Regions from separate parts of the Homo sapiens genome. Here region 2 is linked to region 1. Evidence: chromatin contacts called from ENCODE Hi-C or POLR2A ChIA-PET data. All regions are on one chromosome and are shown on one strand. Each heading gives the region's core, a stretch centred on a gene start or an enhancer-like site at or near the end of the contact. The rest is flanking DNA. Distances are from core to core; before and after follow the strand shown. Region 1 overlaps DMD (dystrophin). Region 2 overlaps DMD (dystrophin).

What was found. Hi-C counts contacts between places; a loop is a spot of excess contacts on that map. ChIA-PET counts read pairs that join two places held with the same protein, here RNA polymerase II (POLR2A). Pooled maps may share reads with other maps.
Region 2: a map of endothelial cell of umbilical vein shows a loop between it and region 1 (3-fold over the local background). The contact joins two enhancer-like sites. A Hi-C loop is called at or near these places in 2 of 168 maps with a recorded cell type or tissue (ascending aorta and endothelial cell of umbilical vein), 4 of 37 single-sample maps with no recorded cell type and 7 of 50 pooled maps. POLR2A ChIA-PET finds 5 or more read pairs at or near these places in 3 of 52 experiments (BJ, Caco-2 and OCI-LY7).

What each region holds. Positions count from the first base shown.
Region 1 is chrX:31,219,211-31,223,629 of GRCh38, reverse strand. It overlaps DMD (dystrophin), which reads left to right. Exons shown (of 79, transcript NM_004006.3): 64 at 509-583. Among named protein-coding and RNA genes, the nearest start is that of FTHL17, 150 kb to the right of the region's middle. Within about 2 kb of position 2,254, at least 4 of the 41 ENCODE cell types and tissues checked have a DNase peak (open chromatin) inside an H3K27ac peak, as active enhancers do; they include endothelial cell of umbilical vein, where a contact is called at or near this core.
Region 2 is chrX:31,332,068-31,336,588 of GRCh38, reverse strand. All of the region lies in intron 61 of DMD (dystrophin), which reads left to right. Among named protein-coding and RNA genes, the nearest start is that of FTHL17, 260 kb to the right of the region's middle. Within about 2 kb of position 2,913, at least 3 of the 41 ENCODE cell types and tissues checked have a DNase peak (open chromatin) inside an H3K27ac peak, as active enhancers do; they include endothelial cell of umbilical vein, where a contact is called at or near this core.

The sequences.
Region 1 (4,419 bases), core at 1,005-3,504:
TGGATGATTTATTTGATTATATATGTATATGTTAAATGTCTAAGTTACCCAAAGTGAGCATGTATAACTTCTACAGTCAGAAAAAATGTTATATTGCCACTTGATTGTTTAAGGTCTTATAGCTATTTAAATAATGTATTTCTTGTTCTCTTTAATCTTGTGCAGAAAAGATTCACTACAGTAGATCCAGATTACTTTCTAGAAAAAAATAATGCCTGTCCATCTCTTTCCTCTTGGGAACAGGACTACATGAATGCCCTTCAGGCTATACCACTTTAGTCTTCACAGAACTTAGCCTTCCTGGTTGTCAAAGGGCAAAAGGAATTATTTTTTCTTTTCCCCACGTTAACAGAATTTTCACCTCCGAAAGCTTGGCGTATACACACTATATGTTTTCTAGGCTATTTTTGTGGTGGTTGTAGTTATTGGCAAATCACTGGGCGTCGGGGGTGGGTTGTCTGTTATTTCTGATGGAATAACAAATGCTCTTTGTTTTCCCTCTTTTCAGCTGACCTGAATAATGTCAGATTCTCAGCTTATAGGACTGCCATGAAACTCCGAAGACTGCAGAAGGCCCTTTGCTGTAAGTATTGGCCAGTATTTGAAGATCTTGATACTATGTCTTTGCTTAGAATAAAAAGTAGGTTGGGTACATTTTTACTTAGAGAGGGGAGAAACAGCTGTCACAATTCCTGTTGCAATGTATAATTCATTCTTTAATGTATCCTTGGCCTAGAGTTTGCCTAGAATGTTTTGTTTTATTTTTAGAATCATTCCTGTCACCATTCCTCAGCTACTGATGTTGAATTAAGATATTGAGAATTTTTATTTTCCAACTACTGGCATTGGCATCGGCATCCATAATTACCTTTGTGAAACTTGCACAATCCTTGTTCTACCTTTGTTTTTTTTTCTTTTTACAAAATGTACTTAGTATTAGAAGACTATGACTATCTGATCTAAACCAAACTTCATAGACATGTGTGGTTTATTAGCTTGAATGCTAACGTGCAGATGAATGAAGTGGTAGAGGAAAAATGACAGAATTGCTTTCCTCCTTTTTTATCATACATCTGTGGAAAAATCCTGAAGTGTTACACAGCTCTATCATGTCATCAAATAGTTTATGTATAACTCTACTATTGTCTGAGGGTCTGTGTGCATTGATGATATGCCCATGAAACAGGCACAGTTTCTTTTTCTTTTTTTCTGTTTTTTTTTTTTTTTTTTTTTTTTTGAGATGGAGTCTTGCTCTGTTGCCCAGGCTGGAGTGCAGTGGAGTGGCGCAATATGGGCTCACTGCAACCTCCACCTCCCAGGTTCAAGTGATTCTCCTGCGTCAGCCTCCCAGGTAGCTGGGATTACAGGCATGCCCCACCATGCCCGGCTAATTTTTGTTTTTTGTTTGTTTGTTTGTTTGTTTTGTTTTTTTTTGAGACAGAGTCTCGCTCTGTCACCCTGGCTGGAGTGCAGTGGCGCGTTCTAGGCTCACTGCAGACTCCACCTCCCGGGTTCACGCCATTCTCCTGGCTCAGCCTCCGGAGTAGCTGGGACTACAGGCACCCACCACCACGCCTGGCTAATTTTGTTTTTGTAATTTTAGTAGAGGCGGGGTTTCACCGTGTTAGCCAGGATGGTCTCGATCTCCTGACCTTGTGATCCGCCCTCCTCGGCCTCCCAAAGTGCTGGGATTACAGGCATGAGCCACCACGCCCGGCCTAATTTTTGTATTTTTTAATAGAGACGGGGTTTCACCATGTTGGTCAGGCTGGTCTCGAACTCCTGACCTCAGGTGATTCACCCGCCTCAGCCTCCCAAAGTGCTGGGATTACAGGCGTGAGCCAATGCGCCCGGCCCAACAGGCACAGTTTCTGCTCTGATGGAACTTACAGTCTAACAAGGGATAACCAGGATGTTCATGAAATTTGTAGACATAAGCAAATATATGTATAATGTATTAAGAATGTCTACAGTTGGTTAAAAAAATAAAGTGATCTTGTCTCTATTTCCAAGACCATTTCAATGTCATATATTTAGTTGTGCAACAGTGGGACAATGGGGTACTATGTGAACAGCTAACTGTGTGGAATGAGATTCAAAGAATGTTTGTTTGAAGAGGTGATGTCTAAGCTAGGTAACTCTAGAAGAGTAAGCAGCTCTCTCTCTAGGAAGAGCGTTCTAGTCAGAAAGAAGAGCATGTGCTGAAGGGCCCAGAGAAAGCATGACACATTCAGGAACTGAAAATATGTCAGTATGGCTAAAGCACAGAATTCCAGGGGAAAGATCTATTGTGAAATAATAGGCTGGAGAGAGAAGCAGGAAGCAGATTGTGCAAGGTTTTTAAAACCCAAGTTAAGGAATTTAGAGGTCAGGGGATTTGGCCTGGGGGTGACATAATCAGATTGTCGCTTAGAAAGATGATTCTTGCTGTGGAACAGAGTATGGATTGGTGCGATGTGGGAGTGACAGGAGAAAAACCTGTTGCAGTAATCTAAACCAGCAATGTGGTGGCTTGAATTAGCAGAGTAGTAAGGGAGATAAGTGGAGAGAATTTAGAAATATTTAGGAAGTGGATTTGACAGGCCTCAGTGATTCATTTGATGTGGTGCAGGGATGTCCAATCTTTTGGCTTCTCCGGGCCACAGTGGAAGAAGAATTGTCTTGGACCCCACATAAAATACACTAACGCTAACGGTAGCTGATGAGCTAAAAAAAAAAAAAAAAAAAAAAAAATCGCAAAAAAAAAAAAAAATGTTTTAGGAAAGTTTACGAATTCATTTGGGCCTCATTCAAAGCCATCCTGGGCCACAGGTTGGACAAGCTTGATGTGGTGGGTGAAAGGGAGTCAAGGAAGACACTTAGGTGCTTGGCTTGGAATATCAGGTGAATGTGGGACTTGTCTGGTAAGGTTAGACACGGAGCTGTGGTGCTCAGGAGAAATATACAAACAACGTTTAGGGATCATGAGCCTGTAGGTGCTGCTTGTAACGGGGGAGAGGATTGGATAGCTCCAGGAAAGTGTAGCGTGAGAAGGGAAGTTATTTAGGACACAGGATAAGCAACCTACAGAAGGGACTGCAAAGGAATGGCCAGGAGGAAAGAAGGAAAATTCCAAGAGGTTATGATGCCACATGCTCCATGGGAAGAAAGAAAGAACCCGTTACCAGGGTCAGATGTTGCTGGGATGTCAGCATAAAGTTGCGGAAAATGCCCATTGGACTTAGCAACAGGAAGGTCCCTAGTAACTTTGGTGAGATTTTAGAGGCACAGTGGAAGTGGTGTGGTGAGTTCAAAAGTGAACCAAAAGTGGAGAATTAGAGAAGGTATGAATGATTCTTGGAGAAATTTACTTATGAAGGGGAGAAGAGTGGGGTGGTAGCTAGTTGGAGGGGGCTGAGGAGTTAATGGAAATGTATGTACAGTCACGTGTTGCTTAACAATGGGGATATGTTCTAAGAAATGTGTTGTTAGGCAACTTTGTTGTTATGTCAATATAGGAGAGTACTACACAAACTTAGATGGTATAGCCTAGTACACACCTAGGCTGTATGGGATAGCCTATTGCTCCTAGGCTATACACCTGTACAGCACGTGACTGTTCTGAATACTGTAGGCAGTTGGAACACAATAGTAAGTATTGTGTATCGAAACGTATTTAAACATAGAAAGATACAGTAAAAATATATAATAGTGTAATCTCATGGGCTCGCTGTCATATAGGCAGTCCATTGTTGACTGAAATGTCATTATGTGGCACAATATGTGTATATAAGTGTGTGTGTGTGTGTGTGTGTGTATACATTGATCCTTGAACAACATGGGTTTGAACTGCTTGGGTCAACTTACGTGGATTTTTTTCAATCAAATGCAGGCCAAACATATAGTATTCGTGGGAATGTATTTATATGAGTATGAGAAGACAGGGTGAGATTACAATTATTGGCCCAAGAGGAGATGATAAATAATGGGTGTTCTCAGAGAATACGGGCAGGTAATCCAGAGCCCAAGGGAGGGAAGAGATACCTCTCTTCCACTGTAATGGGTGGGGTAGAGGGAAGGATCTGGGCAGGTCCAGGTAACTAAGAAACCAGGTAGCAGCAAGGTGAAGGATGTCTTACTATAAAGGCTTCCATTTTTTGTATGGAGTGGAGAGTCCCTGCAACGCAGTTAACAGCAGGAGATGATGAAGTTGGGCTTATCTTTGTGGAGAATAAGAGAGAGGGCGGAGTTGAAAACCAGCTGTGTGAACCCAGAGGCGGCTGAGTGTTTCACGGTAGCTCCAATCTGCAGGGGTGTGGTATTTCCCCAGGCACGCTTAGCACTTGGGAGCCAGATGCTTCTGTCCTGGGGTAGGGAGGGAACAGCTGGGCAAGAGAAGTGAGGATTTGGGCAAAAGATTGATTAAAATGATACTGACAA
Region 2 (4,521 bases), core at 1,664-4,163, 110 kb before region 1:
TAGGCTTTCTTGACCTGGGCACTATTGGCATTTGGGGCCAGATAATTAGTGGAATGCTGGCTCTGAAAAGTGTATTTTTACACTACTCAGAAAATGAAGGCATTTGTGAGTTTGGCCTGGGGTAGCATTTTGTCATCTGTCCTAGAATACAAAGCTTTGCGCAACAGAAATGGTGGGATCACACCTCTGTGGGCAAAAATTATTGGGGGCTGTCCTGTGCATTATCTCTGGCCTCTACTCACTACATGCCAGTAGCACTCCCCTCCCTTAGCTGTGACAACCAAAAATGTCTCCAGACATTGTCTGTCTGATGTCCCCTGTTGGGTGAAATTGCCCCTAGTTGAGAATCACTCCTTTATACCAATGCCTGCACAATTTGTGGTAATGAAAGTCATGTGGAACACTAAATACAGTGACCTATGCCTGAGGAATTATTTGAAGTTGCTTTTCTGCATCCTTAGGGACCCTTTAGTCTCTCGATGAAAGGGAGTGTCCTCAGCAGACAATCTTCAGGAATTGCATCAGCTGCCTCACCCAAGATCATACCCCTTACAGGGGCAGCTCTTCCTGATCAGTGTAGGGGAATAATGACCTGGCCATTTTGGCCCAACTCAGGAGAACATTAACATTCTAGCTCAAGAGCTCCCATGGGGTTGAATGAGACTGTCACTGGGTCTGCATTCACCTTGACTTCTCCCTATTTCTATTCCTGTTTCTTTCACTTCCCTTCCACAGTTGTCTATCCTGCTCTCTAATCATTGCCTTAGAGTTGGCTTCCTGGAGGAAGCCAATCTGTGAGGGGGCAATGAAATTGACAGGCATTTAGAAGCATCTAAGAAAAAGGTATTATAATAGGCCCATTACAGTCACTGGGTAATTTGATTTACTCTTGCTTTCATAATGAGGTTGATTATTTTGTTCAGGATAAGTAGTGATTATTATTATTTAAGGTGTCCAACCTCATGATCTCCATTAATAGGTAAGGACTTTGGGGACAGCATAAAATTACATGAATCTCTTACCTTAAACCTTAAGCTCAGCAGCATACATGCCCATGACAGGCAAGAGTTAGAACGTAAGATGGTCAGTAACATAGATCTTGAAAGGAAATATGTTGGAGTGTGAGCACTTTAAGGGCATAGGGCCTGCATTACTTTTTTATTAAAAATAATTTTGCATCTAACACAACATCTTGCATATTAGATGCAGGATATGCCTTGATTGAATGAATAACTGGGCACTTAAAAGATTGTTCCCAGTCTAATAAAATGAAAGAACTTAGCCTGGTGCTTAGTCTAATGTCCAGAAAGAGTTAATGAACTTCACTTTATCTTCAGTCAGTTAAGAATTGATTCACTTTGTTACTCAACAAATGTCTGTTGAATGACCAATGTAAATCAAACTCTGATCTAGGAACTGGGGAAACGGCAGTAAATAAAACAAAGTTTATTTATTGTGGAGCTTACATTTTAACAAGAGAAGATGGACAATCAGGTCATGATAAGTTTGATTTAAAAACAAAGAATAAAGCAGGCTAAAGGGGCTAGAGGATGGGAGAAGGGGACCCTTTTAGTGGAGTGGTCAGGAATGGTGACATTTCAGTAGAGATGTGAGGAAGTACACCAGTCAGATATTGGGGGACAAAGTGTTCCAGGTGGAGGAAACAGTAAAAGTAAAGGATCCAAGATGGAGCATGCTTAGAGGGTTTGAGAAATATTAATAGCAAGGAAGCCAGTATGACTGAAGCCAAGGAAGAAAGATGGTGAATGATAGGAGGTCAGTGAGTGACCAAGGGCCAGACGAGGAAGGGTCTTATCAACTATGGTTGGCTATCGTTAAAAGCCTTTGGCATATATGCTTTGTGAGAAGGGAAGTCATAGAATTCTGAGCTAAGAAGTGACATGGTGCCTGTAGCATTGTTACTTACTGTGCCTGTAGTATTCATTCATTCATTCCTATATTTATTAACAAAAACGAGTCACCTGAAATATGAAGATAAAAAGAGAATTATTGCCTTGGGACATTTAAATACCAATCACAAAAGACAGACCTATAAAAAATGACCTCCTACAGTGGTAGTAAATAGTGGGTGCAATGGGAGTAGAATGGAAGGGAGGAATCCATTCCACAGTGAGAGAAAGGAGATGTTCTATCTAGTTGAGTATTAACGCATATTGTCCCTGAGGCTACATGCAAATCCAAAGTAGAGGGTATTCCTTTTGATAGGAACTTAGCAAAGAATGTTTATAATTGCTTGGTCCCTGATCTCACCTAGCAAGAGTCACAAGATGCATTCAGTGATGAAAAATCAGTTTCTCCCTTCTACTTAGCCATTCTGATAAGATGAATATCTCGGGCCGGGCGCGGTGGCTCACGCCTGTGATCCCAGCACTTTGGGAGGCCAAGGTGGGTGGATCACCTGAGGTCAGGAGTTCAAGACCAGCCTGACCAACATGGTGAAACCCCGTCTCTACTGAAAAATACAAAAGTTAGCTGGGCATGGTGACAGGCACCTGTAATCCCAGCTACTTGGGAGGCTGAGGCAGGAGAATTGCTTGAACCCAGGAGGCGGAGGTTGCAGTGAGCCGAGATCGCGCCATTGCGCTCCAGCCTGGGTGACGGAGCAAGACTCTGTATCCAAAAAAAAAAAAAAAGATGAATATCTCCCTTTCCAGTTTCGTGTGTAGTCTCCTTACCGCCCTTCTGTTCAGAAAAGGGATTTCTTACGTATGTATAATGAATATAAATATAGGTTTTAGAGAGCACTAATGTTTTAATGAGATAGAAATAGGCAGACGAGAGAGAATAATTGAAGGATTAGTCAACATGAGGGCAATTTGATAGGGAAAGAAAAAGTCTGAGCAGGAAATGTCTGTGGAAAAAAAAAATCGAAGAGGAATGGAATGAAATGAGCTCATTTATGGTGTGAGTTAGGGACAGAAGGGATTTATTCTCAGGAGGTGAAAAGTGAAGGAGTTCATGTTATAGAATTCGACCTAGACCAGCTATCAAGGGAAAGAAAGTAATTCAAAAGACTTGGTCCAGGAGATCTGGAGCAGATACATCTATTAGAGGAAGATTCAGTTTTGAACTGCATCTTCAGTTATTCCTGGAACCCAACACAAAAGCTCATGACAACCTTGTTATCTTCAGGCAAAAAAAAAAAAAAAAAAAAAAAAAAGGCGGGGGCAGCAAGGCTTATGTCTTAAACAAGACAGCACATAACTTCAGGTCAGAGAATTCCATTAACATGAATCACCCACACCAATTTAAATAGGAAAAAAAATAGTAAGCTTGGTTATGTAAAAATTTAGTTTAAAAATCAGAACCAACAATTGAAATTAAACAAGAATGTTTTATTTATTTCTAAAAATATTTAGCTATTTATTTTGAATTCTGAAGCAATACTAATATAGTATATAATGATAAAACACAGTTGATTTTCATAGTAAACATCAGCATCAGAATGCCAAGAGGAAGATTTGTCTCCGTTCATGTTTTATTACTCTGAGAACCGCGTAACATTTTTTAAAGAGTCAGAAAATGGCTAGAAAAAGAGGAAGAAAGATTATTTCCTTAACTAGTTCCCTGGTCCCATGCTTTGGTGGTTAACAGTCAGTTTAACTCTAGAACCATGGAAAGTCTCTGTCACTTTCCTGGTTACCCTGGGATTCCTCACATTGGCAGTAAGTTCGTGAATGAGATAAATATCCTGATAACTAGCTACATTAATGATGAAAATAATTATAAACGTAGGAGTTGGAATTTTTAAAAAGTATCGAGCGCTCTGTGCTCTTAACACAGAGGAAGCATTTTGCATAGATTAACCCGTTTAATCCTCACACCAACCTTTAAAATAAGGACTGTTATTGTCTCCATTTCACAGAAGAGAAAACTGAGACTAGAACAATTTACTAACATATTCAAGTTCATACTTGTAACTATTATGGATTATCAGCCTTAGAAAAGGGGTTCCAGACACCAGTGAATAGCAACCCACACGTCTCAACTGCACAGACCAAAGAGGATGATAATCCCCATTAATCTTTGCATGTTAGTAGAGGCAGTGGCTAGTAACAAATGGGAGAGACTTTGGCTGGAGGATATTTTTTATTCTTTAATCTTTATGATACTGTTTCCCCTCTCCCCTTCTCTCTCTACTCCTCTCTCTGTCAGCTGTATCCACAATAATGCCACAATATAACTACTATACAAGAATATAAAGCTTCTGTTCTCATGCTTATGGGTCTACAGGTCAACTGTAATTCGGGTGATCTGGATAAAACTTGACTGGAAAGCTCTACTTCATACTGAAGCATGCCTGGGTTCGCCTCTAGGCTGTGAGTTCAGTTTAGATGGTTTCTAAATGTGTTGGGTTGTGAGCCCCAGACTAAAGGATCAGAAGCAACCTGGGGCATGTTCTCATGGCAGATTGCCAGTGTGACAAGCCTCTGTTCACATCATATCTGCTAAAGCAAGTCACATGGTCAAGCAAGCCAAGGTCAAGGAGCTAGGAAGCAC